Regions from separate parts of the Homo sapiens genome. Here region 1 is linked to region 2. A link is an interaction called in ENCODE POLR2A ChIA-PET data of the cell type or tissue named here. Cell type or tissue: GM12878. All regions are shown on one strand. Each heading gives the region's core, and the rest is flanking DNA. Links, peaks and the distances in the headings are about the cores only.

Evidence for each region. ChIA-PET counts read pairs that join two places held together with the same protein. Peaks named below come from ENCODE experiments on the same cell type or tissue, not always from the same donor. Only the 100,000 strongest peaks of a DNase experiment are listed, where the experiment ranks them.
Region 1: POLR2A ChIA-PET joins it to region 2 with 5 read pairs; 2 of 35 experiments call an interaction of 5 or more read pairs at or near these places.

What each region holds. Positions count from the first base shown.
Region 1 is chr17:9,303,524-9,306,580 of GRCh38, forward strand. The region is part of intron 7 of STX8 (syntaxin 8); the gene reads right to left. Among named protein-coding and RNA genes, the nearest start is that of STX8, 270 kb to the right of the region's middle. In GM12878, for the core only: no CTCF peak of the experiment used is centred there; no DNase peak of the experiment used is centred there.
Region 2 is chr17:8,957,397-8,960,453 of GRCh38, forward strand. The region is part of intron 1 of PIK3R5 (phosphoinositide-3-kinase regulatory subunit 5); the gene reads right to left. Among named protein-coding and RNA genes, the nearest start is that of PIK3R5, 6.8 kb to the right of the region's middle. In GM12878, for the core only: no CTCF peak of the experiment used is centred there; no DNase peak of the experiment used is centred there; H3K4me3 peaks cover 981 bases; H3K27ac peaks cover 2,500 bases.

The DNA of each region.
Region 1 (3,057 bases), core at 399-2,898, 350 kb after region 2:
CATTTTCTAAGTTTTGTTCATCTATATTTTCTTCAGTAAATGTGATTTCGCCACACATAAAAGAAAATATAAGAAATGTTGCATATTTTAGATCTATATCCAGCCAAAAAGTTAAATTACTAGGGCTTAAAATTAATCTCTAAAATTAGTACATGATTAAGGCGGCTTTCAAAATCAGTAGAAATAGGGATGAACTTTTAAAATAAATGCTAATGGAACAACTGAGTAGCCATCTGTAAAAACATACACTTCACACCAGGATAAACTCCAAATGGATCAAAAACTTAAATGCAGCAAACAAAACCATTAAAGGTCTAGAAAAAAAATCCATGAAATAATTCCTTTATGTTATGTGGAGATAACCTTTCTCACCGTGACTTAAAATCTGGACGTCATAAAAGAACAGGTTGATAATTACGACTACCTAAAAATTAGAAACTTTTCATGACAAAAAAAAAATCATCATAAGCAATGTCAAAGGCCAAATAATTAGGAAAAAAATATTTGAAATTCATTATCACACAGGATCCATCTCCCAAATTTATAAAAAGTCTCTCAACTTGGTAAGAAAAAGATCAGCAATCCAGAGAAAATCAGCACTAAGAACATCAACAGACTGTTAAGAAAAAAAAAGGAAATACAAATGGTCATTAAAATATATCCAAAGGTATTCTATTTCACTCATAAGAAAAATACAAAAGAGTAGCCGGGTGCTGTGGCTCACGCCTGTAATCCCAGCACTTTGGGAGGCCAAGGTGGGCAGATCACCTGAGGTCAGGAGTTTGAGACCAGCCGGACCAACATGGAGAAACCTCGTCTCTACAAAAAAATGAAAATAAATTAATACAAATAATTAGTCTGGCGTGGTGGCGCATGCCTGTAATCCCAGCTACTCGGGAGGCTGAGGCAGAAGAATCTCTTGTTGCAGCGAACCAAGATCGTGCCATTGCACTCCAGCCTGGGCAACAAGAGCGAAACTGTCTCAAAAAAAAAAAAAAAAAAAAAAGAAAAAAGAAAGAAAAAAGAAAACGAAAAATACAAAATAAAGCTCTTAGGTTTAATCATATGAATTACCAATGTTCTACGATTTCTGACCTACACAAATGGTAATTTCATGTGGTTCAACTTAATACAATGAAATAATATTTTTTCCTCTATCAGACTGGCAAAATCCCACAAGCTGAGTGCCATAATCTTTCCACGAGACTGTGAGGCGATAGTCTTATACAATGCTTTTGGGAGTATAAAACCACTTTGGAGGGCAATCTGGTAAAATTGATCAAAATTTCCACTCTGGGAACCATCCTTTAGCTATACCTCTACACATATAAAAGAATGTATGTGCTAGGTACAGATGAGTGTTCACAATATGCTACCTTTCATATATGGGCGAAAAAAAAAATATGTATATATATATATATATACAGTCCCTGACTTATGATGGTTTGGCTTAACGACTTTTTCACTTTAGTATGGTGATTTCAGCTGTATACAGTGAGGACTCACAGAACCATCCTGTTTTTCACTTTCGGTATAGTATTCAATAAATTACATGAGATATTAAATATTATTATTATTATTATTTTTTGAGATGGAGTCTCGCTCTGTTGCCAGGCTGGAGTGCAGTGGCGCGGTCTCGGCTCACTGCAACCTCCACCTCCTGGGTTCAAGCGATTCTCCTGCCTCAGCATCCCAAGTAGCTGGGATTACAGGCATGCTCCACCACGCCTGGCTAATTTTTGTATTTTTAGTAGAGATGGGGTTGCACCATGTTGGCCAGGCTGGTCTTGAACTCCTGACCTCGTGGTCCACCTGCCTCAGCCTCCCAAAGTGCTGGGATTACAGGTGTGAGCCACCGCTCCCAGCCAAATTACATGAGATATTAAATATTGTAAAAAAGACTTGTGCTTGATGATTTTGCCCAATTGTAGGCTAATGTCAGTGTCCTGAGTACATTTAAGGTAAGCTAGGCTAAACTATGATGTTGCGTAGGTTAAGTGTATTAAATGCATTCTCAATTAATGGTATTTTCAACCCACGATGGATTTATTGGGATGTAACTGCATTGTAAGTTGAGGAGCACCTCTATATGCACTTGATTTGCTTGTATGGTGATGTATGCGTAGTGATGCTGTGGTCAACAGTGGACAGCATATATCATGGTGGTCTCATAAGATTACAGGTGCCCTATACAGGTCCCCTATACAGGTGCATCTTTTTTTTTTTTTTTTTTTTTTTTGAGATGGAGTCTTGCTCTGTCACCCAAGCTGGAGTGCAGTGGCATGATTCTGGCTCACTGCAATCTCCGCCTCCCAGGTTCAAGCGATTCTCCTGCCGCAGCCTCCTGAGTAGCTGAGATTACAGATGCGCACCACCATTCCCGGCTAATTTTTGTATTTTTAGAAGAGACGGGGTTTCACCATGTTGGTCAGGCTGGTCTTGAACTCCTGACCTTGTGATCCTCCCACCTCAGCCTCCCAAAGTGCTGGGATGACAGCCATGAGCCACTGTGCCTGGCCACAGGTGCACCATTTTAAAATCCTTTATGTTGTACTTTTATTATACTATTTATACGTCTAGATACATAAATATTTATCATTGTGTTACAACTGTCTACAATATTCTGCATAGTAATACAGTGTTCAGGAGCCAAGGAGCAACAGGCCATACCATATAGCCAAAGTGTGTAGTAGGCTATGTCATCTAGGTTTGTGTCAGTACACTCTGTGATGCTCACACAACAAAATCACTTAATGACTCATTTCTCAGAACACACCCCTGTTGTTAAGCGAAACAGACCTGAAAACTTTCTCAAAGCAGTTACTCACTTAGGGAAGGAGAGGGAGTGGAGAAGACAGGGAGCGGGGAATCAAATTCCTCAGCGTAGATGTTGTTCATCGTATTGGTGATTGAAGTAAATACTCAAAATAAAAAACAAATTAAGGGCCAGGTACGGTATCTCACACCTGTAATCCCAGCACTTTGGGAGACTGAGGTGGGTGGATCAACTAAGGTCAGGAGTTCAAGACCAGCCTGGCCAACATGGTGAAAACCCGT
Region 2 (3,057 bases), core at 194-2,693:
GTTGAGAAGTCTTCACCTTTTTCAAAGGACACTGCTCGTCAAACATCTGAAGACAGATACTACTTCTCCTCTGTCTTCTCTTCTTGGAGAAAAACCTCGCTACTTCTTAATTACTTCATATTCTGTCATCGCTATCCTGGTCACCTATCTCTGGATATGAAGTGGTTGCTCAGCATCCTCCAAATGCAGCACCTGGAATTCACTCAAGGTGGATATGCCCAGTTCAGTGTGGAAATAGGCATGCTTGTTAGCTGAAGGGCATATAAAGTAAGGACCCATGGGACCTAGTGGCTGAACATTGGAAGCCAAGAATCAAAGATGGCTCTCGGGCATGAGCCTGGGAGCTCTGAGGTTTACAGATTTGTACCTGGGAGGACTGAGGAAGAGAGAAGAGAAGGAAGCTTGGGGAGTGGGAAGCCAAGAATCCCACAGTGGAAGACCTCAAGACTGGAGCCGTTCTCCCAGCTTCCAAGGAGCAGCTCATTCCCCGCTCTATAAGCTGTCACAGGGCGTGGGAGAAGGTAACGTGCTTCCAAAATCATTTGCAAAGTCAGTATATCAAAAACTGACAACGGCAGCACAGAAAAGGAAAATAGAGGTCAAATTCATTTCATGCAAAAATCCTAAAGAAAGGTGGGATGCGGTGGCTCACTCCTATAATCCCAGCACTTTGGGAGGCCAAGGCTGGTGGATCACTTGAGGCCAGGAGTTCGAGAGCAGCCTGGCCAACATGGTGAATCCCCGTCTCTACTAAAAATACAAAAATTAGCCAGGCGTGGTAGTGGGTGCCTGTAATCCCAGGTACTCAGGGGCTGAGGCATGAGAATTGTTTGAACCTGGCAGGTGGAGGTTCGCACCACTGCACTCCAGAGTGAGACTGTCTCAAAAAAAAAAAAAAAAATCCTAAAGAAAATCACAGCAAATCAAACCTAGCACAGTACTGAAGGAATAAAGCACCTTGACCCAATTGAGTTTACTCCAGAAATGCAGAGGGCTCAATATGTGGAAGCTAATGATCTAATGTGTCACATAAATCTATCACAAGGTGAAAGAGTACAAGAGTTTCCTTGCAGATGCTTTAAAAAAGTATTGGACAAATGTAACATCCATTCATGCTTTTAAAAATCCTTACAAAGGAGGAATTGAAGAAAACGTCCTTCACACATGGCACTTTACATCAAGGCACTGGTTCTAAAGAACTATGACCACATCAGAGAAACAAAGCCCCAAGCTCATGCCTGTCCCTGGGAACTTGGGAGGTTGCAGACTTTTGTGGCAAAGGAACAGTCATGCATGCCTCTCTGATCCGTAGACTGTTTATATTCATGTGTGTGGCCACAGACACCTTTTTTTTTCTCTCTCTCTTTTTTTTTTTTTCTGAGATGAAGTTTCCCTCTTGTTGCTTGGGCTGGAGTGCAATGGCGCGATCTCGGCTCACCACAACCTCCGCCTCCGTGTTCAATCGATTCTCTTGCCTCAGCCTCCCAAGTAGCTGGGATTACAGGCATGTGCCATCACGCCCGGCTAATATTTGTATTTTTAGTAGAGATGAGGTTTCTCCATGTTGGTCAGGCTGGTCTTGAACTCCTGACCTCAGGTGATCTGCCCGCCTCGGCCTCCCAAAGTGCTGGGATTACAGGTGTGAGCCACCACGCAGGGCCTTCTCTTTCACTCTTTAATCATCTTGGAAATGGGCTGAATTCAAAACTTGGTGAGAAATCCAACAACAGAGCAGTGGCCCAGTGTGCAGTCATGAGATGGCCCCCAGCACGCCGCTTCAGGGTTCTCACCAGTGAGTCGCTACCAGTGTCCTCTACACAGTTTTCATTATCCATCACTACCCCCAGCTTGCTTCTGACAACAGCTTCCTCCCACAGGGAGCTGTGCTGGGGATAATCCAAAGAAATCAGCACACAGAAAGTCATGTTTTCTAGAACAGGAGTTATTAACCTGGGTCCCTTGGTGAACTGCAGAGATCCAAGAAGACCTTAGAATTTTATGCAAAACTTTGAGCGAGAGAGACTGTGTGTGTGTGTGTGTGTGTGCACATGCATTCACATGTACATGTGTGCTTATGGGTGACGAGAGAGATGATCTTTCGCTTTCATCAGTTTTTCAAAGGGGCCAACTATCTAGAGAGAGTTTGAGACTCTCCTCGAAGAGTTGTCAGTGTAGATGTGATCTGGTTGCAGAACGCTCCCCCAGGAGGCTGGCTGGCTCGGCCAGGTTGGGTGGAAGTGGCTGTATGGAGATTTGCCTGAAAAGGGCCAAACCACCAAGCCATGCAGGAACAAATGCTCAGGCCAAAAACCCAGTGATACGTCTGCACAGACTTCATGGTTCTGGGGAGAAAGCTTTGGTGGAAGAAGGATATGGGAGCTGGACAAGTGACTTCCTAGATGAGACAGACAATCCAGATCAGGGCTTCTGAACCCTCCCAGAACAGCGGCTCCTAAGAGGAACAGAATGAAGGCCTGGCAAAAAATACGGTGGAGTTTTCTGTGGTTGGGGACTCAACTCCCTGAGCTGTTGATGGAGATGCACAAATGCAGAGGGCTCCTGAGCGGGACACGCTATCTGGTGATGGTCAGTGGAAAGGAGAAGAGAGGCCCCCCCATTAGTATTGATGACCTCAGCGTCCATAAGCTGGACCTTGGAATACGGGGAGGGGTGAGGAAGGTGGGAACGAGTCCCTGGTCTGTGTCAGACACTGAGAAGGGTGCTTGCCAGTAGTGCTATCATCTGATCCTCACAGGAGAGGGAGCCCACATACCCCACACATGAGATGTTGAAAAGAATGCTGGAGAGAATGCACTCAAAAAGCCCTTAGCAAGTATTCACTACATGGTAGGTATTAGTATTATGATTGTTATGATTCTCTTTTACTTTATATCTTTCAAGTCTCAACTCAAATATGACTTCTTCAGAGAAACCTTTCCTTAACCCCTCAACTATATTGAGTTCCCTTTCCATAATCTCATAGTATCCCATAATTCTCACAATTGTAATTGAACAATATGTGTGTTGCATGTCTTGTCTATGAGACTGTGAGTTCCA